2 separate regions of the Homo sapiens genome follow, and region 1 is linked to region 2. Evidence: read pairs that join two places in POLR2A ChIA-PET (ENCODE). Cell type or tissue: Panc1. All regions are shown on one strand. Links, peaks and the distances in the headings refer to the core of each region. The heading gives the core; the rest is flanking DNA. Region 1 has its middle 37 kb from the start of UBTD2. Region 2 has its middle 21 kb from the start of ERGIC1.

Evidence for each region. ChIA-PET counts read pairs that join two places held together with the same protein. Peaks named below come from ENCODE experiments on the same cell type or tissue, not always from the same donor. Only the 100,000 strongest peaks of a DNase experiment are listed, where the experiment ranks them.
Region 1: POLR2A ChIA-PET joins it to region 2 with 8 read pairs; 1 of 35 experiments calls an interaction of 5 or more read pairs at or near these places.

The regions. Positions count from the first base shown.
Region 1 is chr5:172,311,958-172,329,238 of GRCh38, reverse strand. It overlaps a transcript of SH3PXD2B not described here. Among named protein-coding and RNA genes, the nearest start is that of UBTD2, 37 kb to the right of the region's middle. RefSeq lists enhancers at 13,310-13,399, 13,430-13,519. In Panc1, for the core only: no CTCF peak of the experiment used is centred there; no DNase peak of the experiment used is centred there; H3K27ac peaks cover 2,189 bases.
Region 2 is chr5:172,809,913-172,817,053 of GRCh38, reverse strand. No RefSeq gene overlaps it. Among named protein-coding and RNA genes, the nearest start is that of ERGIC1, 21 kb to the left of the region's middle. In Panc1, for the core only: no CTCF peak of the experiment used is centred there; no DNase peak of the experiment used is centred there; H3K27ac peaks cover 302 bases.

The sequences.
Region 1 (17,281 bases), core at 6,046-10,045, 490 kb after region 2:
CATGGTGGCACGTGCCTGTAGTCCCAGCTACTCAGGAGGCTGAGTCAGGAGAATCATTTGAACCGGGAAGGTGGAGGTTGCAGTGAGCTGAGATAGCACCACTGCACTCCAGCCTGGACAACAGAGCAAGACTCCATCTCAAAAAAAAAAAAAAATATATATATATATATATATATATACACACACACACACATACATATATATACGTATATGTATATATGTATATATATGTGTGTATCTATACATGTTAACATGTACAAAATACATGGATTAATAAATAAATGTCATGTACAATATTGTTACGTGGGAAACTCTTACATACACCCATGCTTGGTTTGTTCCCTTCCATGTGAATGGAGCTGCAATCACAGTAAGGCTCCAGCTCTCTCTCTCCCTGGGAAAGAGTGACTGATATTTAGGGGAGCAGGAAGCAGGTATGCACAGCTCAGCCTCTCTCCTACTAGGGATCAGATGGCCCAGGGACGCATATTCCACTGGGCCCCTAGCTGTGGGAGGAGGCCTGTGCCTGGGTCAGTGAGCGTGTCTTAATTCTTGGATTCAAGCTTGAGACACCATGACTGCCAGGCACCACACCTAAGCCAGATTCTCCCACGGCCCTCTCAAGAATAAAGCTAACATTTTGTTCTCTATCTCTCAGATCCCACTCTCTCAGTTAATTCTGAACTCAGGGGAGGAGAACAGGGAGCTATTTATTAGGATTCTTAAAAACTGTCTACTGAGGATGGAAGTGGTGGCTAACACCTGTAATCCCAACACTTCGGGAGGCCAAGGCAGGAGGATCATTTGAGGCCAGTAGTTTAAAATCAGCCTAGGCGGCTGGGTGCGGTGGCTCACACCTGTAATCCCAGCACTTTGGGAGGCCGAGGCAGACGGATCATGAGGTCAGGAGTTCGAGACCAGCCTGGCCAATATAGTGAAACCCCGTCTCTACTAAAAATGCAAAAATTAGCCAGGCATGGTGGCACACGCCTGTAGTCCCAGCTACTCGGGAGGCTGAGGTGAGGCAGAGGTTGCAGTGAGCTGAGACCACGCCATTGTACTCCAGCCTGAGTGACAGAGTGAGAGAGTGAGACTCCATCTCAAAAAAAAAAAAAAAAAATCAGCCTACTAGGCAACGTAGCGAGATCCCATGTCTATAAAAATTACAAAAATTAGCCAGTTACAGCTGGGCGTGGTGGCTCACGCCTATAATCCCAGCACTTTGGGAAACCGAAGTGGGTGGATCACTTGAAGTCAGGAGTTCGAGACCAGCCTGGCCAACATGGTGAAACCCCATCTTTACTAAAAGTACAAAAAGTAGCTGGGCATGGTGCCACATGCTTGTAATCCCAGCTACTCGGGCGGCTGAGGCAGCAGAATTGCTTGAACCTGGGAGGCAGAGGTTGCACTGAGCCAAGATTATGCCACTGCACTCCAGCCTGGGTGACAGAGTAAGACTCCATCTCAAAAAAAAAAAAAAAAAAAACCCAGTTGCAGTGGTATGCACCCGTAGTTCCAGATACTCAGGAAGCTGAGACAGGAGGGTCCCTTGAGCCCAGGAGATTGACACTACAGTGAGTTATAATCATACCACTGTACTCCAGTCTGGTTGACAGTGAGACCCTGCCTCTAAAATAAATAAACTGTCTATTGGCTACTGGTTAGGCCAATTTTAGTTGATTTGTTATGTATTGTAATAAAATACATATGCAAAATTGAGCGTGCCTGAAGGATATGCTAAAAAATACACAATGAAAAGAGCAATGGTTCAGTGTGCCCCAGTGGCTTGTCTTATATACCCGCTGGGATTCATGGAATCCACTTTGTAGACCACTGACAAAGGAACAATTCTGGGCTTTAGGGTTAGACCTGGGTTTGAGTTCTGGCTCTGACATGCATTTTACCTTTCGAAAACGATGTCCTCATTTATAAAATAGGGACAATAGTGCCTTTCTCACAGAATCGTTGTGAAGATTAATGGAAATAATGTATACCTAGCACATAGTAGGCCCTTCTAATAGCGCATAATAATTTTTATTGTTTCTATGAAGAGTAGAATCTTCAGATTAACAATCTTCAGGCCAGGCGCGGTGGTTCATGCCTGTAATCCCAACACTTTGGGAGGCCGTGGCGGGCGGATCACCTGAGGTCAGGAGTTCGAGACCAGCGTGGCCAACATGGTGAAACCTTGTCTCTACTAAAAATACAAAAATCAGCCAGGCTTGGTGGTGGCGCATGCCTGTAATCCCAGCTACTCAGGAGGCTGAGGCAGGAGAATCGCTTGAACCCAGGACGCAGAGGTTGCAGTGAGCCAAGATCGTGCCACTTCACACCAGCTTGGGCGACAGAGTGAGACTCTGTCGCAAAAAAAAAAAAAAAAATCTTGAGACATTTTCATTGCCTAGTACAGGAGTTGGCAAACTTTTTCTTAAAGGGTCAGATAGTAAATATTTGGGGCTTTGCAAACCAAGGGGCAAAACCAGAATGTTACACAAGTATTTACGTAACTATTCAAAATACAACTGTCTGAAAATGTACAAACCATGTGAAAAGAAACATGCGGCTGGATGGGTTAAGCCCAAGGACTACAGAGCTTGACAACCCCTGCCTAGTATATATTTATCTTCTATTTTATTATTTTTCTCAAAATGGACATCTTTCCAAAGTATGTTTATGGAACACCCTCCCTCAACATGATCATGAAAAGCTGTTCTGTGGCTGAATCCACTTGACAAACACTTGTCTGAATATCCTCCAAATCTCCCTCCTTGGAGGGCCACACACCAGCACATTAAAGACTCCGAAGCCTTCAATTAACAAGCTGTTTAACCTAGTTCAATCCAGTTATTTCCAAAATATCTTTGACAACAGAATCCTCTTTTACATGTAACGTTTATGAACATCCCACAGAACACACTTTGGCATGTATGCTGCTGTAGATCCTACATTTTAAGCATTATTCAGAACTTCACTATATTAAATTTAGTTTATTCCTTACAGTGAATAAATATGAGGAATCTGGGTTGGGTGGTGCATGTTAGTTACTATCCTCAGCGGAGTAACCAGGCCGCTATGGTTCAAATGTGTCCCCTCCTAAATTCAGATGTTGCCAATGTGACATTGGCCTTTAAGTATTAAGAGGCAGGGCCGCCAGCCAGGCGCGGTGGCTCACGCCTGTAATCCCAACACTTCGGGAGGCTGAGGCAGGCGGATCACCTGAGGTCGGGAGCTCGAGACCAGCCTGACCAACATGGAGAAACCCTGTCTCTACTAAAAATACAAAATTAGCCAGGTCTGGCGGCATATGCCTGTAATCCCAGCTACTAGGGAGGCTGAGGCAGGAGAATCGCTTGAAACCGGGAGGCGGAGGTTGCGGTGAGCGGAGATCGTGTCATTGCACTTGCACTCCAGCCTGGGCAACAACAGCGAAACGCTGTCTCAAAAAACAAAACAAAACAAAACAAAACAAAACAAAAAACCAGGCAGGGCCTTTAAGCAGTGACTAGGCCAGGAGGGCCCCTCCCTCATGAATGGAATTAGTTGCCCTCGTAAAGGGGCTTGACAGAGGAAGTGTGTTTCAGCTGCTCTTCTGCCCTGCCAGGACACAGCGATCATCCCCCATTTGCCCTTCCGCCTTTCACCACGTGAGGACCCAGCGAGAAGGCCATCACCACATGCCAAGGCCTTGATCATGGTCTTCCTAGACCCTAGAACTGTGAGAAATAAATCCCTGTTCTTTATAAATTACTCAGTCTGCGGTATGCTGTTATAGACAAACAGACAAAGTCCCAGGCCACGTTAGTCTTTCGTTTGGAAAGGACTGAAGATTTGCTGATTTTTCTCCCTGCATTCATCTAGGATCATAAGAATGTTCACTTGGAGAGCCCTGTGGAAGTCCCTCTTAGAAGAATCAAGATGCGGACAGCACTTGGGAAGCACGTGGCAGCTTCCATGGAGATGTGAGAACCACGTCATGTCCTTGCTGCTGTGAACATGAATTTGCTAAACTGCTTTTACTGTATTTTTTTTTGTCGTGGTAAAATATGCGTAATACAAAACTTACCATTTCAGTCATTTTTAGTATATACTTCAGTAGTGTTACGCACACATTGTTGGACAACCACCACCACCATCCATCTTCAGACTTTTTTCATCTTCCCAAAATGAAACTGTGTGCCCATTAAACACTAACCCCACAATTCTCCTCTCCTCTCCCCCCAGCTCCCTGGCAATCGTCATTTTACTTTTTTTTTTTTTTTTGAGATGGAGTTTCGCTCTTGTTGCTCAGGCTGGAGTGCAGTGGTACGATCTCGGCTCACTGCAACCTCCACCTCCCAGGTTCAAGCGATTCTCCTGTCTCAGCCTCCCAAGTTGCTGGGATTACAGGCATGAGCCCCCACACCCGAGTAATTTTGTATTTTTAGTAGAGATGAGGTTTCACCATGTTGACCAGGGTGGTCTCGAACTCCTGACTTCAGATGATTCACCCGCCTCGGCTTCCCAAAATGCTGGGATTACAGGCGTGATCCACCGCGCCCAGCCCATTTTACTTTCTGGCTCTATAAGTTTGACTACTCTAGGTACCTCATATAAGTGTATGTCCTTTTGTGCCTGGCTTATTTCCCTTAGCATAATGTCCTCAAGGTCCATCCATTTTGTAGCATGAGTCAGAATTTCCTTCCTTTTTAAGGCTCAGTAATATTCCATTGTCTCTTTAGACCACTGTGTTAAGCCATTCTTGCCTTGCTATAAAGGAATATGTGAAACTAGGTAATTTATAAAGAAAAGAGGTTTAATTGGCTCACAGTTCTGCAGGCTGTACAGGAAACATGGTGCCAGGCATCTGCTCAGCTTCTGGGGAGGCCTCAGGAAGCTTGCAATCATGGCAGAAGGCAAAGGGGGAGGCGGTGTCTCACATAGCAAAAGCAGGAGCAAGAGAGAGAGTGGGTGGGAGGTGCCACACAGTTTTAAGCAACTAGATCTCATGAGAACTCATTCACTCAACGACAGCACCAAGACATGAGGGATCCTTCCCTTTCTTGCACGTGTCTCTCTTGTCGTTCTGCTTCTGCCACAGGATGATACAGCAAGAAGGCCCTCGCCAGATTCAAGCCCCTTGACCTTGGACTTCCGACCCTCCACGACTGTGAGAAATAAATCCCTATTCTTTATCAATTACCCAGCCTGTGGTATTCTGTTATAGCAACACAAAATGGACTAAGACAACAGTTTTTCAAATTTGAGTTTGTACCCACCCATCTTAAAGATAACAAAATTCTTATAGATTCCCAGTGTTTAGACTTAAATGATTTTAAATTAATGTATATTATATACATAAGCCAGACAGACATAAACATGTTGCCTTGTAGCTACTATGCAAGTAAAAAATGAATACTGGGCCAGGCGCAGTGGCTCACACCTGTAGTCCCAGCACTTTGGGAGGCCGAGGTGGGCAGATCGCCTGAGGTCAGGAGTTCGAAACCAGCCTGGCCAAAATGGTGAAACCCCTTCTCTACTAAAACTACAAAAATTAGCCAGGTGTGGTGGCGCATGCCTGTATCCCCAGCTACTTTGGAAGCTGAGGCAGGAGAATCCCTTAAACCTGGAAGGCGGAGGTTGCAGTGAGCCGAGATGATGCCACTGCACGCCAGCCTGAGAGACAGAGCAAGACTCTGTCTCAAAAAAAAAAAAAAAAAAAAAAAAAAAGAATACTTTCACAGGTTAAACACAAAGCTGACAGAGTTTACCTTAACATTAACAGGAGACCTGATGGCGCTTTTTATTTTTAATTCATACACACACACACACACACACACACACACACACACATATACACACACATACATATACTGATTTTTTTCAGCTTTGCTGAAATTATATCTCCACTCACACGGACAGGATGGAGGCAACCGCATTGGAGTAGATTTTTTGGAATCAATCTGCCTATATATTCTGAGTATTGTGATGACTCATTTTTCTCTAATGGAAATACTGGGAAAACCTTTGTTAAAGCAGCATATCGTGGTGCATTCAACACTCATTTGGCACAAATATATCACTAACATATGACGTCGGACCTGATTCTTTTCTCCTTAGCTAATGAAATTTGAAGTCATAGCCTGAGACCCTAATTCACTTGCCAGCAGAAATCAGTTGTTGGGGCCAACGTTCAGATTCTCCAGAATATACCTATCCATCTTTTACTTATTTTGTTTTTATAAATGTATGAGGTACAAGTGTAATTTTATTACATGGATAAGTTGCATAGTGTTGAATTCAGGGCTTTTACCAATCTGTCTTTTTTAAAATGTCATTGAAATGGAAACTCAGAATTTAAACATTCTCATAGAGAAGGGTTTTTTCCATTTTTTTAAAAATTTATTCTCATAGGGAGGTTTTATATCCAACTTAAGAAACACTATGGGGCAGGCGTGGTGGTGCATGCCTGTAATCAATGGGCACTGAGGCGGGAGGATCGCTTGGGCCCGGGAGTGCCAGGCTGCAGTGAGCTATGATCATGTCACTGCACTTCAGCCTGGGTGACAGAGCGAAGTTCCTTCTCTAAAAAACAGAGAAGGAGAGGGAGAGAGGAAGAAAGGAAGGGTGGGAGGGAGGGAAAGAAGAGAGAAGAAAGAAGAGAGAAAGGAAGGAAGGAAGGAAGAGAGAGAGAGAGAAAGAAAGAAAGAAAAAGAAAGAAAGAGAAAGAAAAAGAAAGAAAGAAAGAAAAAGAAGAAGGAAGGAAGAGAAAGAGAGAAAGAGAAAGAAAGAAGAAGGAAGAGGAGGGGAAGGAAGGAAGGAAGGAAGGAAAGGAAGGAGGAAAAGGAGGGAGGGAGGAAGGAAGGAAGGAGAGAGATAGGGAGGAAGGCAGGGAAATAAAAGAGAGAGAAACTCTGTCATCCTGTTTAATCCTAAACTTTCCTTTAACTCTGCCAGACTCTGGGATGAATAGGCAGGTGCTCTCTGGTTGAAAAATCTCTTTGCCACCAGCCTCCCCACTTCCTGTAGGAGCCTGTCCATGCATGGAGTGTGTCCAGAGCTTTGTGTGTATTCCGGAAGTCATTCAGAAACTGCTGCGATCACCCAGGGACTCACTTTCACACCGGGCTGGCCCCAGGAGCACACAGCAGCAGTGTGTTAAGAGATACCTAAAGCTGCTCGTGGAAAACTTCATTTTTACCCAAAAATTGGCAATAGGAAAAAAAAATGGGGAATAGAGATTTAAGCAATTTAGCCAGTAAGTTATTTTCAATATTTTCATATTAAAACAAACAAGAGTATATTATGCAGTAGAATTCAAACCTCACCTGAAGTTTTAAGATAAAACTTCAGACTTGAAAGAAATGTTGACTGCAGCCAGCTGCATCAGGCCAGGCCCCAGGGCCCAGGCCCCTGAGGGAACCTGAGTAAGTCAAGTTTGAGAAATCAAGTGATTAAGTCCTGCCACTGGCAAATAGGGTAAACACAATTAGGAGACTTTCTCTTTCCAGGTGTACTCTACTCTGTAAGCTTATTATCAGTCTAAACCAGATGCCCTGTGGGGAATCAGCTGTAGAGATTCTCAGGAAGAGAGAAACTCTCAAATCCACTCTTTGCTAGTGCTGTAAGTAAAGGAAGAAAGGGTTTATTTGTCACTACATATTACTTATGAGTAGGAACTGAACAATGAGAACACCTGGATGGACACAGGGAAGGGAACAACACACCCTGGGGCCTGTAGTGGGGTGAGGGGAGAGAGAGCATCAGGATAAATAGCTAATGCATGTGGGGCTTAATACCTAAGTGATGGGTTGACAGGTGCAGCAAACCACCATGACACATGTTAACCTATGTAACAAACCTGCACGTCCTGCACGGGTATTCCGGAACTTAAAATAAAAGGGTTTGGGCCGGGCGCAGTGGCTCACGCCTGTAATCCCAGCACTTTAGGAGGCCGAGGCGGGCGGATCACGAGGTCAGGAGATCGAGACCACCCTGGCTAACACGGTGAAACCCCGTCTCTACTAAAAATACAGAAACAAAATTAGTCAGGCGTGGTGGCGGGCACCTGTCGTCCCAGCTACTCGGGAAGCTGAGGCAGGAGAATGACGTGAACCCAAGGCGGAGCTTGCAGTGAGCTGAGATCACGCCACTGCACTCCAGCCTGGGTGACAGAGCAAGACTCCGTCTCAAAAAATAAATAAATAAAATAAAAACATTTGTTTGTAAAAGCAAATACTGGCTTGAGCCTAAGAGTTTGACACTGTGCAACATGGTGAAACCCCATCTCTACAAAAGATACAAAAATTAGCTGGGCCTGGTGGTGCATACTTGTAGTCCCAGCTACTTGGGAAGCTGGGGAGGATCATTTGAGCCCAGGAGGCAGAAGTTGGAGTGAGCTGAGATCGTGCCACTGCACTCCAGCGTGGGCAACAGAGGGACATTCTGTCTCAAAATAAATAGGCCAGGCACAGTGGCTCACACCTGTAATCCCAGCACTTAGGGAGGGTGAGGCGGGTGGATCACTTGAGGCCAGGAGTTCCAGGCTGCAGTGAGCTATGGAGTTTGAGACCAGCCTGGCCAACATGGTGAAATCCCATCTCTACTAAAAATACAAAATTAGCCAGGTATGGTGGCACGCACCTGTAATCCCAGCTACTCGGGAGGCTGAGGCAGGAGAATCACTTGAACCTGGGAGGCGGAGGTTGCAGTGATCCGAGATCACACCATTGCACTCCAGCCTGGGCAAAAACAGTGAAATTCCATCTCAAACAAACAAACAAACAGAATGAGGAAACTGAGTCTAGAGCCTGTCTGGACAACCCTGAAACCTCCATCTTCATGAAGAAGAACACAAGAACAACTAACCTATTTCTGGAACCCACTCTGGGCCAGGCTTGTTTCTGGCAAGTTGAAGAAATGAATAAGAGAAGTCCACAGTCTAGCCAGGAAGACGCCTACTAATAGCCACAGGGGACTCTGGGGAGAGTTATGAGAACATTGGCACGAAATGTCCAAGGGGTACAGAGCAAAAAGGAAAATCTGGCTGGGTGTGAAGGTTGTGAAAAGCTGCCTGAAAGGCCAAAACTATGGGACCCAGCAGATGAGGACACTGTTTCCCAAACGGAAGCTGGTTGAGCAGCACCATCGCAAATATTGCTGTATCCACAGCCCAACTTTACCAGCATTTACTTAATATTTCCTGCTAAATAGATTAACTCAAAAGGTAAATATGTTTCTTTAAAAGCAAGCTTTATATCTGTGAAAATAATTGGAAAACTTTTATAGGGTTCCATAATTAGAAGGTAACTGTAAAAGTAAGTAAAATGAAAGTGAAATGGTATCATTGAGTTCCAGCTAAGTATAGCTGCCTATTTAAAAAGTTCTGACTCTGAGGCCTGTTCTCTCTAGAGAGATGAGCATGTTTTAAGGAGATGTTAAAGACAAGCTAACACTAGACTCAGACTTTATACTTTTTTGTTTTAATAAAACAAAATAATGGCAAGACTACTGTAAATGGTAATAACTTGCACATTGTAACCCAGTGTCATTTCACCTTTCCCACACTTTAAAATCACCCAAATCACCTTTCCCACACTTTAAAATCACCCAAATCACCTTTCCCACACTTTAAAATCACTGGATTAATTTTAATACTTTTGTTAGGTCTAGAGGACACAGGACTATTTAACCAGAACACAGACATGATGGGAAATGTGAATAAGTGGACATGGTACTTAGAAGCTGGCAGCCAGGGAGAATTAAGTACATTTTCATAATTGTGAAGTGAAATCTAAACAGAACCACCCCATTTGATCACCCTTTTCTGGATTTAATAATGCTCAATGAAGTCTATGGCAGAAATAATTTTTTATTTCAACTGAAATTCTTTTATCTTCTTTTCATAACACTACTGAATTACAGTAAGATGTTTTTGAACATTTTGTGTGGAAGGGAAACAAAAGGGAGAATTCCACATAGAGACTGTTGCTATAGGCCGGGCACGGTGGCTCATGCCTGTAATCCCAGCACTTTGGGAGACCAGGGTGGGCGGATCACGAGCTCAGGAGTTCAAGACCAGCCTGGCCAACATGGCGAAACCCCGTCTCTACTAAAAAAAATACAAAACTTAGCCAGGCGTGGTGGTGGACGCCTGTAATCCCAGCTACTTGAGAGGCTGAGGTAGGAGAATCGCTTGAACCCAGGAGGCTGAGGCTGCAGTGAGCCGAGATCGTGCCACTGCACTCTAGCCTGGGCAACAGAGCTAGACTCTGTCTCAAAAAAAAAAATTTGTTTTAATTTAAAAATTTTTTAAAAAGAGACTGTTGCTGTAAAACTTACCACACTGCCCTGTAATCCTGTGTTTATGTGTCTGTCTACCCCACCAGACTGGAACCCTCCAGGCAGGTATCTCATGTTACTTTTCTGTCTCCGGAGTACCTGATAGAAGACTTAACACATTATAATACTTGGTGTTTGCTGCATGAATGAGTCCACCCAGTAGGGTAGTAGGAGGGGAAGAAAATTATCAAATACCCTAGTACATTTCTTTTTTTTTTTTTATAGCTGGAATTTTGCTCTTATCTCCTAGGCTGGAGTGCAGTGGCAAGATCTCGACTCACTGCAACCTCCGCCTCCTGGGTTCAAGCAATTCTCCTGCCTCAGCCTCTCTAACAGCTGGGAATACAGGCACCCGCCACCATGCCCAGCTAATTTTTGTATTTTTAGTAGAGACAGGGTTTCACCACGTTGGCCAAGCTGGTCTCGAACTCCTGACCTTAGGTGATCTGCCCGCCTCGGCCTCACAAAGTGCTGGGATTACAGTTGTGAGCCACCACGCCCAGTCCCTAGTACACTTCTGATTTATGTTTTCTAAATGTGAGACAATGTAATATGGTAACCAATTTGAGTTTCGGCAGATCTAAATTTTTGCCCTTAACGTGAAGACATAGTAGCACCTGCCTCATGGGGTAGTATAAGGATTACATGAGTTAATAGATGTAAAGTAGCTAGAAAGTGCTAGCACTGAAGTAAACTTCAGTTGATAGTAGCCTATCATTATCACTGTTATTGACATAATTTTAATAAAATTCGTTTGTATATAATTAGCTTTTGCTTACATATATTAATTACATGTCTGCATACATATACACAGACACACACATGAATTATCAAATACTTATATATGGTGGACATTTGTGATTTTAGCCACCCGTAATCTATTTTCCTTTCTTCAGGTAGTATTGCCCTCATTTTCCTTTGAGGAACCTCTTTTCCCTCTACTCTCAATCCATGTGATTTAGATGGGGCTAGCCTCACTCCTTGGTCCAAGAATGGGCATGTGAACCAGACCTCGCCAACCAGTACAGCCCAGTCTCCTGGCTACAACACGTGGCTCAGTCATGGACAGATGACCCAAGCCAAACCAATGAGACTTGATCCTTAGACCTTTGCTGGAGATTCTGAGGAAGAGGAGCTCTTTTTTTTTTTTGAGACGGAGTTTCACTCTTATTGCCCAGGCTGGAGTGCAATGCACGATCTCTGCTCACTGCAACCTCTGCCTCCTGGGTTCACCCGATTCTTCTGCCTCAGCCTCCCAAGTAGCTGGGATTACAGGCGCGAGACATCACGACCGGTTAATTTTTTGTATTTTTAGTAGAGACGGGGTTTCACCATGTTGGCCAGACTGGTCTCGAACTCCTGACCTCAGGTGATCCACCACCTCTCTCCCACTCCGCCTCCCAAAGTGCTGGGATTACAGCTGTGAGCCACCGCGCCCAACCTTGGGGAGCTCTTTTCTACTGTACTTGCCAAGCTGGCTGAATTTAGCCTACAGATGCTAGTAACCATATTGGTCATCTCAAGCGCAGAGCTTGCAGGAGAACAAAGCCTAATACAAAGGAAAGCAGAACAAAAATAGAGTGTAGGTGACACTGTTTGAAACTCTGCATCCAGCTGTGCCTGAAGGTGAATCAATGAACCAGCGATTTTCTTAAGTGACTGGGTTAAGTTTCTGTCACTGGCCACAAAAGAGTCTTAATAAACATATGGATTCAGGGAGCATGTTTATTTTCAATTTTTTTTTTTTTTTTTTTTTTTTTTGAGACGGAGTCTCACTCTGTCACCCAGGCTAGAGTGCAGTGGCGCGATCTCGGCTTACTGCAAACTCCGCCTCCCGGGTTCACGCCATTCTCCTCCCTCAGCCTCCCTAGTAGCTGGGACTACAGGCGCCTGCCACCACGCCCGGCTATTTTTTTTGTATTTTTAGTAGAGACGGGGTTTCACCGTGTTATCCAGGATGGTCTCCATCTCCTGACCTCGTGGTCCTCCCGCCTCAGCCTCCCAAAGTGCTGGGATTACAGGCGTGAGCCACCATGCCCGGCCCAATTTTTTTTTTTTTTAACCAGGCTGTTGCCGGGCACCGTGGCTTGTGCCTATAATCCCAACTCTTTGGGAGGCCGAGGTGGGCAGATCACCTGAGGTTGGGAGTTTGAGACCAGCCTGACCAACATGGAGAAACCCCATCTCTACTAAAAATACTAAATCAGCCAGGCATGGTGGCGTATGCCTGTAATCCCAGCTGCTCAGGAGGCTGAGGCTGGAGAATCGCGTGAACTCGGGAGGCGGAGGTTGCGGTGAGCCGAGATGGCGCCATTGCACTCCAGCCTGGGCAACTAAAGCAAAACTCCACCTCAAAATATATATATATAACAAAATAAAGTCAGGCTGTTAAAGGAAAAACTTGAGCTGAATTAAATTTAAGAGAGTTTAATTGAGCAAAAAACAATTCACCAATCAGGCAGCCCCAGAATCACAGTAGATTCAGAGAGACTCCAGGGATGCCTCATGGTCAGAACAAATTTATAGACAAAAAAAGGGAAGCGACATACAGAAATCAGAAGTGAGGTACAGAAACAGCCGGATTGGTTACAGGTTGGCGTTTGCCTTATTTGAACACAGTTTGAACACTCAGCAGTGTATGAGTGGTTGAAGGATGGCCACTGGGATTGGCCAGGACTCAGCTATTGTTACAGGCGCATACTCCTAAGTTAGGTTTTCAATCTTGTCTACTTACTAAGTTAGGTTGCAGTTTGTCCACAAAGACTCAAATAAAGACGTACAGAATCCTTCTCAGGCCATATGTAGTTTGGTTTCACAAGGCCTATTTAGAGATTACAAATTTCACCAAGTCCATTGAACAACTGGGTATTAAGGGCATTGTGGGGGTGTGCAGGGGACCATAAAGATGAGTAAGACTGTCCCTGACCTCAAGGTTCACCTCTAGAAGGGAATATAGACAAAGCAACTCCACTTTACAGTCATGCTGTTACCGGAAAGGGGTCTCGGTCCCCAAGAGAGGGGTCTCGGTCCCCAAGAGAGGGTTCTCGGATCTCACGCAAGAAAGAATTCAGGGAAAGTCCACAGAGTAGAGTGAAAGCAAGTTTATTAGGAAAGTAAAGGAATGAACGAATGGCTACTCTATAGACAGAGCAGCCCTGAGGGCTGCTGTTTGCCCATTTTTATGGCTATTCCCTGATGATATGCTAAACAAGGAGTGGATTATTCATGCCTCCCATTTTTAGACCATATAGGGTAACTCCCTGACATTGCCATGGCATTTGTATACTGTCATGATGCTGATGGGAGTGTAGTAGTGAGGATGACCAGAGATCACTCTCGTGGCCTTCTTGGTTTTGGTGGGTTTTTGCCGGCTTCTTCACTGCAACCTGTTTTATCAGCAAGGTCTTTATGATCTGTGTTTGTGCTGACCTCCTATCTCATCCTGTGACTCAGGATGCCTTAACAGTCTGGGAATGAAGCCCAGCAGGTCTTAGCCTCACTTTACTCAGCTCCTATTCAAGACAGAGTTGTTCTGGTTCACACACCTCTGACAATATCACGATCCGTGTTGCACTTGAGAGATTATGAGCACAGTAGAAGAACAAAGACAGGGAAGATCAATTCTGACCCAGGGTTGTCTGGGAGAGAAGGGAGTGTGGGTGCTTTAACTGTACAATAATTTCCAGACATTTAACAGTGCTCTCTTGCCTGGATTCTGGAAGTCATTCTGAGAATGCCTGTTTTCATTAGATTTTAATCACCCACAGGTCATATATTCCTTTAACGAATGCCTGATGACACCATGCAGAATGAAATGCGCTTTACTGCCTGCTTGGAATGTGTGCAGGCCTGCCTCATGGACCCCTAGAAGTTTCCTTCCAAAAGCAGTCCAGGTATGGTGAGAGGGAGGAATGGGGAGAACAGAAGCCCTATCTCTTACATACCTATACAGGGAGTGTACAACTCAGTTTGGTCCCTGGCCTCCTGTTGTCAGAGGGTGTGTAATTTCAGCTGGGTGGGGCTATGAGGTAAAGATTTCATGTCTGCCACTGCTTGGCTTTTTTTTTTTTTTTTTCTGAGACGGAGTCTCGCTCTGTCGCCCAGGCTGGAGTGCAGTGACGCGATCTCAGCTCACTGCAAGCTCCGCTTCCCAGGTTCACGCCACTGCTTGCTTTTGAAAGGTCTACCCACCCATAGCTCCAATGCATGAAACGCTTCATATAGCTTTGCTGCTTACAGCTCCTCAGTTACTCCTCACTTGCCGGGGATCAAGCCTAAGCCTTTTTTTTTTTTTTTTTTTTTTGAGATGGCATCTCACTCTGTCCCCCAGGCTGGAGTGCAGTAGCGCGATCTTGGTTCACCGCAACCTCTGCCTCCCGGGGTTCAAGCGATTCTCTCGTCTAAGCCTTCCGAGTAAAAGGGATTACAGGCACCTGACACCACACCCAGCTAATTTTTGTATGTTTAATAGAGACAAGGTTTCACCATGTTGGACAGCCTGGTCTCAAACTCCTGACCTCAAGTGATTCGCCTGCCTCAGCCTCCAGTGCTGGGATTACAGGAGTGAGCCACCTCGCCCAGCCCTAAGTCTTTTAATATGGCACACAAGGATGCTTCTTTATGAGTTAACACTGAGTACTTGGGAGACAAAGACAAATAAAACCTTTCCTACCCTCAAGTGAGAGAAACTCAACTGAGACTTACAGGAAATAAAATTTAAAACTACTGACTTACGAAACTGAAAATTCCACGGGGTAGATTCAAGCATTGCTGAATTTGGCTCAGATTATTTCTCAGGGGTTGGATTCTTCCTCTTTCTCAGCTGTATTTTCCTCTATGTTAGTGTCCCGCTTGGGTAGGCTCTCGCCAACTGGAGAGCAGCCCCAATTTTTTCCCTTTTAGGGACTCCAAGCAGCTGCAAGTTTACTTCCTCCAAAATTCATGGGCAGAAGAAAAGGCTCTTCTAAACAATTGGTTGGCAGGGCATGGTGGCTCATACCTGTAATCCCAGCACTTTGGAGGCCAAGGCAGGTGGATCACTTAAGGTCAGGAGTTTAAGGCCAGCCTGGCCAACATGGTGAAACCCTGTCTCTACTAAAAATACAAAAATTAGCTGGGTGTGGTGGCAGGTGCCTGTAATCCCAGCTACTCGGGAGGCTGAGGCAGGAGAATTGCTTGGACCCGAGAAACAGAGGTTGGAGTGAGCCAAGATCGTGCCACTGCACTCCAGTCTAGGCAACAGAGTGAGACTCCGTCTCAAAAAAAAAAAAAAAAAAACAAATTAACAATTTATTGGTTATTTGGGGAGTTGTTTCAGGAGTTTATTGTTTGTTTTTTAAAGTCCTGGATCTGCCTCTTCTTAGCTTAGTTGAATCACATGACCATCCTAGAGCAATCCTGGGTTTGGGATGCACTGATTGGCTTGAGTCTGAGACTTGGGACCACGCTGGAGTGGGGAAGAAGTGGGCTCCACCAGAATCAGATGGACTAAGAGTCATAGATGGGAGGAACTGGCTCTTCAGAGGGAATTCTGGCCTTCACTACTGGAGGAAGAATGAACGAATACTGGGCAGGCACAAACTACACAGATTAAAATCTAACCTTTATTCCACCGTGGCAATAAGTCCATTGTCTGGTCATAATGCAGAGTGTTCTGTATGGAGTCCAAAAAACTGTGTTGAAGAGCAAGACTTTGTAGAGTTTCTTCAATATTTTTCAAAGGGCACAATACTCTGATTTCTAGGATTCTTTCCAGTTATCCAGAGAAAAGTTTATCTTCTTATTTGTAGACTAGAGAAAGAAAAGTCACAAGATAATAGGAACATTCCTTAGGAAGATCCAATTCCATCTGCTCGAATTATTTGCTTAACCAGCAACCGTCTAAACTATAGCTGGGGCCAGGCGCGGTGGGTCACGCCTGTAATCCCAGCACTTTGAGAGGCCGAGGCTGGCTGATCACTTGAGGTCAGGAGTTTGAGACCAGCCTGGCCAACATGGCGAAACCCTGTCTCTACTAAAAATACAAAAATTAGCCGGGCGTGGTGGTGGGCGCCTGTAATCCCAGGTACTCAGGAGGCTGAGGCAGGAGAATCACTTGAACCTGGGAGGTGGAGGTTGCAGCGAACCGAGATCACACCATTGCACTCCAGCCTGGGTGACAGAGCAAGACTCCACCTCAAAAAAAAAAAAAAAAAAAAAACCATACTTGGGTGTCTTGAAAGGTCCCACCTGCCACATCAGAAGGGAGACCCTGTGACCAGGACTGAGTGGGTGGTTAATTTCCCCAGCATAAATGAACAATGTGGAATTCCATCATATGCATCTATCTGTTCTTTGTCATCTCCCTGAGCTTGCTCCTCCCATGGAAAGATCAAATCAGGCACTTGAACTTGGACAGCCTCCTTGCCGTGGTTTTTCAGTAAGTAGAGATGATGCCTCAATAATTAGGCAGGCTGGGGGAATCAGCCTCTCTCTTTGCTACTTGTTAGCTGAGACATTGCCCTTTCAGAGCCAAAAGCAATATTTTCATCCCTACTAACTTAGATTCCTGGCTTGCTGTAATTTAACAAATATTTTTCTAAATAGCTACCATGTATTACCATGTATTCACATTGGCCACCTGTGGTAGGTTGAACTATTTATTATTGGTCCCAGTTTTTCACCCCTCCATGTGTCCACACCTCTTGCCTGGGACTTTGCGCTCTCTCCCACCAAGTACTTCCTGGCCTTCCCCCATCCTTACATCTCCCTTCCTCCGCAGTGAGAACCCTGGCCTCCAATAATATCAATGTCTACTATCAAATCTACTCATTTGCTCAATCCTATAATATACCAAAGATAATTTTTGTGTTGTTTTGCCCATTTCAGTACAAAAATCAAATCTAATAAAACAGAAGTCAGGGTTTGTTTGCAATTTGCTTCCCAACCCCAACCCTGACCAAAACCAAGGACAAATATATAGTGT
Region 2 (7,141 bases), core at 1-4,000:
TGTGTCTCTCCAAGTTTAGCATGAATCTGTCCTCTCCCTAATCTGCCTATAGTTTCTTTCTTTCTTTTCTTTTTTTTTTTTTGTTTCCCTGACATCATCAAGTGGGCCATTTAAATAGAAGATTGGTCATAATGCAAAGGACTCATTGGCCACCTCCCTTCCCTGTTAAAATACCTCCATGGCTCCCCAGTGCCCAAGAAACAGAGTCTAAGTCCCTCTACCTGATGAGAAAGGATCTTCTAGACATGGTTCCCGTTAGTTTCTCCACCCTCCCCTGGCCAGGCTCTGCCTCATGGTCACCTTCCCAGAAAGAAATAAACTACAGTACCTGCAGTTCCCTTCGTGCCATGCCGTTTTTCTCCTCCATGTCTTTGCTCATGTGGACTCCATGTCTTTGCTCAAAGAGGACTTCCAGACAAAATCCTCTTTGCCTGGAAGAACTCACCGTAACCCCTCTTTGCCTGGCTTAGTGCAGCTCATCCTTTATGACTTCATACAAGGGCCATCTCTTTTTGGTTGCCCTCCCTATTACCCCAGGCTGGGTTAGTCCCTTCCGCATGGCCCACAATGTCTTGTACATTCCATTCTAATGGCCATTGTATCTGCCTCCCAACCTTGAGGGGGTAGCTTCTTGAAGGGACAGTCACTGTGTCATTCTGCATCTCTAGGTGCCGAACAAGGCTTGTAGACATGGTGGGTGTTGCATACATGTTTGTGGGGCACACAGATGCCTCAAGAGAGAGAATGGTTGAGTTTGTTATCTTGTGTTGGGAGTGATGAAGGGAAAGAGATCAGGTACATAAGATGATAGTACTAAGAAGAGAAACCTAAGATCTCCTGAATCAAATTTAGCCCAAAGGCCATCGCACTACCCAGAACTATGTTACCTGTGTTGGACCATATATTCTCAAGCCATCTCCCAGCTCTACAATTTCTCTTAGCTCTGTTATTTCCTCTTTTTCATCTCTTTCATCTGCTCTTTAGGCTGTTGAAAGGGGATTTGTGTCAAGATTGTCATTTGAAATCAGTCCCATCAAGGACTGGCTGGGTCCCGTGGCTTTATCTCCTTGGTTATGTCCCCTTGTTTCCAAAGGACATCAAAACTCTCTGCCCACTCTTGAAACTGGCAGGGAATTTCTGAGAAAAGGGACCAGGGAATTTGCTTTTCGAAGGAACGTTTCCCTTCTCAAGATAACGGTTAAAACTCATTATCTCCTAAGCAGCATTTAACCTCAAAATTCCAATGTCATCTTTTATTGCAGTAGAATTGGGGGAAGCCCAGAGCTTTCACCCATCTTCTCTCGCTTCCCTTTTCTCCGAACAAATTTGAGGGGAAAACTCTCTTTGTTTCTTTTTTTTCTTATTGTAATTTAATGCCTTTTTTTCGTTATAAAAGTACAAAAGACTATTTTAAAAATACAAAAAGTAGAAAGTAAAAAGAAAGTCCCCCTACTGAGACACCATTAAATTTAGAGTTCTTCCAGGCTTTTTTCTATATATTGCATTTTAAAATAATTATGTGCTATCATTCAGATACCAAAAAGTGTATATAACACATATGTGTAAATTAAAGAACAAATGTAGAATGAATACCCATGTATCCATCACCCAGCTTAAGAAATAGATCATCATCAATATCCAAGAAGCCCTCTCATGCCCCACTCTGATCATGTGCCTCTTTCTACCCACCCTGAGTAGCCACCGTCTTGAATTTGTGCAAATCGTTCTTTTTTTTTTTTTTTTTTTTTAGACAAGGTCTTGCTCTGTTGCCTTGGCTGGAGTGCAGTGGCATAATCACGGCTCACTGCAGCCTCGACCTCCTGAGCTCAAGCAATTCTCCTGCCTCAGCCTCCTGAGTAGCTGGGACTACAGGCATGCGCCACCATGCCTGGCTAATTTTTTATTTGTTGTAGAGACAGAGTTTCACCATGTTTCCCAGGCTGGTCTCACACTCCTGAACTCAAGCAATCCTCCCACCTCGGCCTCCCAAAGTGCTGAGATTACAGGTGTGAGTCACCACGCCTGGCCCCTTTGCTTTTCTTTATATAGTTTTACGATAGATAGATAGATAGATAGATAGAGTCCCAAAATGATGTAATGTTTTTTACCTTTATATATAATTGGATTGTATTATTTTGTAATTTGCCCTTTTCATGTATTGTGTTTGTGAGATTCACCCGTGTTGATGGTGCAGGTTTAGATCATTCATTGTCATTGCTGTACAATAATACACCGTATGAATATACTGTATTTATCTATGCTCCTGCTGATATACATGTGGGTGGTTTCCAGGAATTTTTTTTTTATCTTTAAAACATTTTATTAAGCTAAATGATTACTGGTATTTTTCTATTATGATATACACATGTACATACAGCATATACATGTGTATATGTTGTATACATGTGTATATATGTCTATACTCTGTCTATATATATAAACATTTACCTTTTTAGCCATTGCTTTCTTTCTTTCTTTTTTTTTTTTTTTTTGGAGACAGTTTCACTCTTGTCTCCCAGACTGGAATGCAGGGGCAAAACCTCAGCTCACTGCAACCTCTGCCTCCCAGGTTCATGCCATTCTCCTGCCTCAGCCTCCCGAGTAGCTGGGACTACAGGCGCCTGCCACCATGCTCGGCTAATTTTGGTATTTTTAGTAGAGATGGGATTTCTCCATGTTGGCCAGGCTGGTCTTGAACTCCAGACCTCAAGTGATCCACCTGCCTCGGTCTTCCAAATGCCAGGATTACAGGTGTGAGCCACCACCCCCAGCCTCATTTTAGCCATTTTTAAGTGTATAGTTCAGTGGTATTAAGTACATTCACATTGTTGTACAACCATTGCCACCATCCATCTCCAGAATTTTTCATCTTCCCAAACTAAAACTCCGCACCCATTAAGCCATAACTCTCCATTCCTCTCTCCCCTCAGCCTTTGGCAACCAGCATTCTACCTTCTGTCTCTATGAATTTGACAACTTTAGGGACCTCATATAAGTGGAATGATACAGTATTTGTCTTTTTGTGAGTCTAGCTTGTTTCACTTAGCATAACGTCCTCAAGGTTCATCCATGTTGTTGCATATGTCAGAATTTCCTTCCTTTTGAGGCTGAAAGATATTCTATTATATGTATATACCATATTTTGTTTATTTATCCATTGATGGACATTTGGGTTGCTTCCACCTTTTTTAGCTATTGTGAAGAATGCTGCTATGACCATCAGTATAAAATATCTGTTTGAGTTTCTGCTTTCAATTTTTTTTTTTTTTTAACATTCCCGCTCTGTTGCTCAGGCTGGAGTGCAGTGGCACAATCTCAGTTCACTGCAACCTCTGCCTCAAGAGAGTTCAAGCGATTCTCTTGCCTCAGTCTCCCAAGTAGCTGGGATTACAGGTGTGTACGACCACACCCGGCTAATTTTTGCATTTTTAGTAGAGACGGGGTTTCGCCATGTTCAGGCCAGGCTGGTCTCGAACTACTGGCCTCAAGTGATCTACCTGCCTCGGTGTCAGGCCTCTGAGCCCAAGCTAAGCCATCATATCCCCTGTGACCTGCACGTATACATCCAGATGGCCTGAAGTAACTGAAGATCCACAAAAGAAGTGAAAATAGCCTTAACTGATGACATTCCACCATTGTGATTTGTTTCTCCCCCACCCTTAAGAAGGTTCTTTGTAATTCTCCCCACCCTTGAGAATGTACTTTGTGAGATCCACCCACTGCCCGCAAAACATTTCTCCTAACTCCACCTCCTATCCCAAAACCTGTAAGAACGAATGATAATCCCACCACCCCTTGCTGACTCTCTTTTTGGACTCAGCCTGCCTGCACCCAGGTGATTAAAAAGCTTTATTGCTCACACAAAGCCTGTTTGGTGGTCTCGTCACACGGACGCGTGAGACACTTGGCCTCCCAAAGTTCTGGGACTACAGGCTTAAGCCACCGCCCCAGACCCCTGCTTTCAGTTATTTTGGGTGTATTCTCAAAAGTGGAATTTCTGGATCATATGGTAATTCTATGTGTAATTTTTTGAGGATCCACAGTGTGTTTTCCACAGTCTCTGCACCATGCTACATTTCCCACCAGTAGTGCACAAGCATTCTAATTTCCCCACATGCTCACCAACACCTGTTATTTTCTGGCATTTTTATTTAAAATTTTTTTTTTATCATAGCCATCCTAATGTATGTAAAATGGTCCCAGAATTTTATTTATTTTTTTGAGATGAAGTCTCATTCTGTCACCCAGGCTGGAGTGCGATAGCACAATCTCGGCTCACCACAACTTCTGCCTCCCAGGTTCAAGTGATTCTCCTGCCTCAGCCTCCCAAGTAGGTGGAACTACAGACACGCACCACCATGCCAGGCTGATTTTTGTGTTTTTAGTAGAGACAGGGTTTCACCATGTTGGCCAGGCTGGTCTCAAACTCCTGACCTCAAGTGATCTGCCCGCCTCAGCCTCCCAAAGTGCTGGGATTACAGGCTTGAGCCACCACGCCCAGCTGGTTCCAGAATTTTTAATAAACGACAGCTATGACCATTCTTGTACATATACCCTGATGCACATGTACAAGAGGTTTTTCTAGTTATGTAATTAGAGTTGGAATTGCTGGGTCATAAGATGTGAGTGTTCTATTTTCTTTTTCATTTTTTTTTGAGACGGAGTCTCACTCTGTCACCCAGGCTGGAGTGCAGTGGCATGATCTTGCTCACTGCAACCTCCGCCCCCTTGGTTCAAGTGATTCTCCTGTCTCAGCCTCCCAACTAGCTGGTTTAAGAGGCTGCTGCTACCGTGCCCGGCTAATTTTTTTTTTTTTTTTTTTGAGACAGAGTCTTGCTGTTGCCTGGGCTGGAGTGCAGTGGCACAGTCTCAGCTCACTGCAAGCTCCACCTCCCGGGTTCACGCCATTCTCCTGCCTCAGCCTCCCGAGTAGCTGGGACTACAGGCGCCCGCCACCACGCCCGCCAAATTTTTTGTATTTTTAGTAGAGACAGGGTTTCACCATGTTAGCCAGGATGCTCTTGATCTCCTGACCTTGTGATCCACCCGTCTCAGCCTCCCAAAGTGCTGGGATTACAGGCTTGACCCACCGCGCCCAGCCCGAGTGTTCTATTTTCTAAAGTGGCAGCACCAACGTACAGTGTCATCAAGAATATATTGTCATCACAGTTGCTCCACATCCTAACATTTATTATTGTCAGACTTTCGGTTTTTACCAGTTTGGTGGGTACAGAATGATATTTCAGTGTGGTTTGATTTTGCATTTCCATGAATGATAATGAAATTGAGCATCTGGTCATAAGTTCCTTTGTCACATTTGTTTCCTCTTACGTAAAATATCTGTTTAAGTCTTTTGCCCATTTTTCTATGAGATTATCTTAGTTTTATGAATTGGTAGGACTTTATTCTGGATACTAATCATTTATTGATTATACATTAAAATATCTTCTCTAAATTTATGACATCATTTCATGTATTATGATGTATTTTAAATTATTATTTAAAACAATTTTTTTTTTGAGACGGAATTTCTCTCTTGTTGCCCAGGCTGGAGTGCAATGGTGTGATCTCTGTTCACTGCAAACTCTACCTCCCGGGTTCAAGTGATTCTCCTGCCTCAGCCTCCCAAGTAGCTGGGATTACAGGTGAGCGCCACCATGCCCGGCTAATTTTGTGTTTTTAGTAGAGACAGGGTTTCGCCATGTTGGCCAGGCTGGTCTCAAACTCCTGACCTCAGATGATCCACCCGCCTTGGCCTCCCAAAGCCTGGGATTCCAGGCGTGAGCTACTGTGCCCAGACAAAAACAATTTTTTTTTTAAGAGACAGTCTGGTTGTGTCACCCAGGCTGGAGTGCAGTGATGTAATCATGGCTCATTGCAGCCTCAACTTCTCAGGCTCAAGTGATCCTCCCACTTCAGCCTCCTGAGTAGCTAGGACTACAGGTTGCATGCCACCACACACAGCTAATTTGTATTTTTTATAGAGACAGGGTGTTGCTATGTTGCCTAGATTGGTCTTGAACTCTTGGCCACAAGCAATCCTCCCACCTAGGCCTCCCAAAGTGCTGGGATTACAGGTATGAGCCACTGTGCTTGACCTATGATGTCTTTTAATGAACAGAAATTATTTTATCAAATGTGCCAGTTTTGTTTTTTTTAATCACATACTTACTGTTTCAAAAAATGTCAGTCTTTTTCTTTGTGGTTGCATTTTCTGTATTTTGCTTAAGAAATCTGTCTCTACCCTGAGATCATAAAAATATTCTACATTTTCTTCTAAGAGTTTTAAGGGTTTATTTTCACATTTAGGACTTTGATCCACCTAGAATTGAGTTTTTATGTGTTAAGGGGTATTGTCTTTCCAATTTGGATAGCCAATTGTCCCAGCTTTATTTATGAAATAAATTGTTCTTTGCCCACTAGTCTTCAGGGCATCCTCCACCAGAAAGCAGGTATTCTGGATCCCTGTGTGGATCCATTTTGAGGCCCTTCATTCTGTTCCATCATTTGTTTGTCAATCTCTATGTCATTTTCATACTATCTTACTTGTGGTTGTTTATAGTAAATCTCAATATTTGGAGGCCAAGTACCTGCCCAGAATTCTGCTTTGGGCAAGACTTAGCCTTCCTTGGTCCTTTGCTCCTTCATATAAATTGAAGTTTCAGCTTGTCAAATTATACGAAAAACTGCTTGGGGCTTTTGGTTGAAATAGCATTAGGACACTGGGTGCAGTGGCTCACACGTATAATCCCAGCACTTTGGGAAGCTGAGGCAGGCGGATCATGAGGTCAGGAGTTTGAGACCAGCCTAGCCAATATGGTGAAACCCCATCTGTACTAAAAATACAAAAATTAGCCAGGTGTGGTGGCATACAACTGTAGTCCCAGCTACTTGGGAGGCTGAGGCAGAAGAATCTCTTGAACCCGGGAGGTGGAGGTTGCAGTGAGCTGAGATCATACCACTGCGCTCCAGTCTGGGCAACAGAGTGAGACTCTCTCTCAAAAAAAAAAAGAAAAAAAAGAAAGAAGAAGAAAAAAGAAATAGCATTAGGACAATGTGAAGATAATTGCCTTTCTGTCCATGAACATGGTATGCATCTCCACATATTTAGGTTTTCTTTAATGCCACTTAATATTATTTA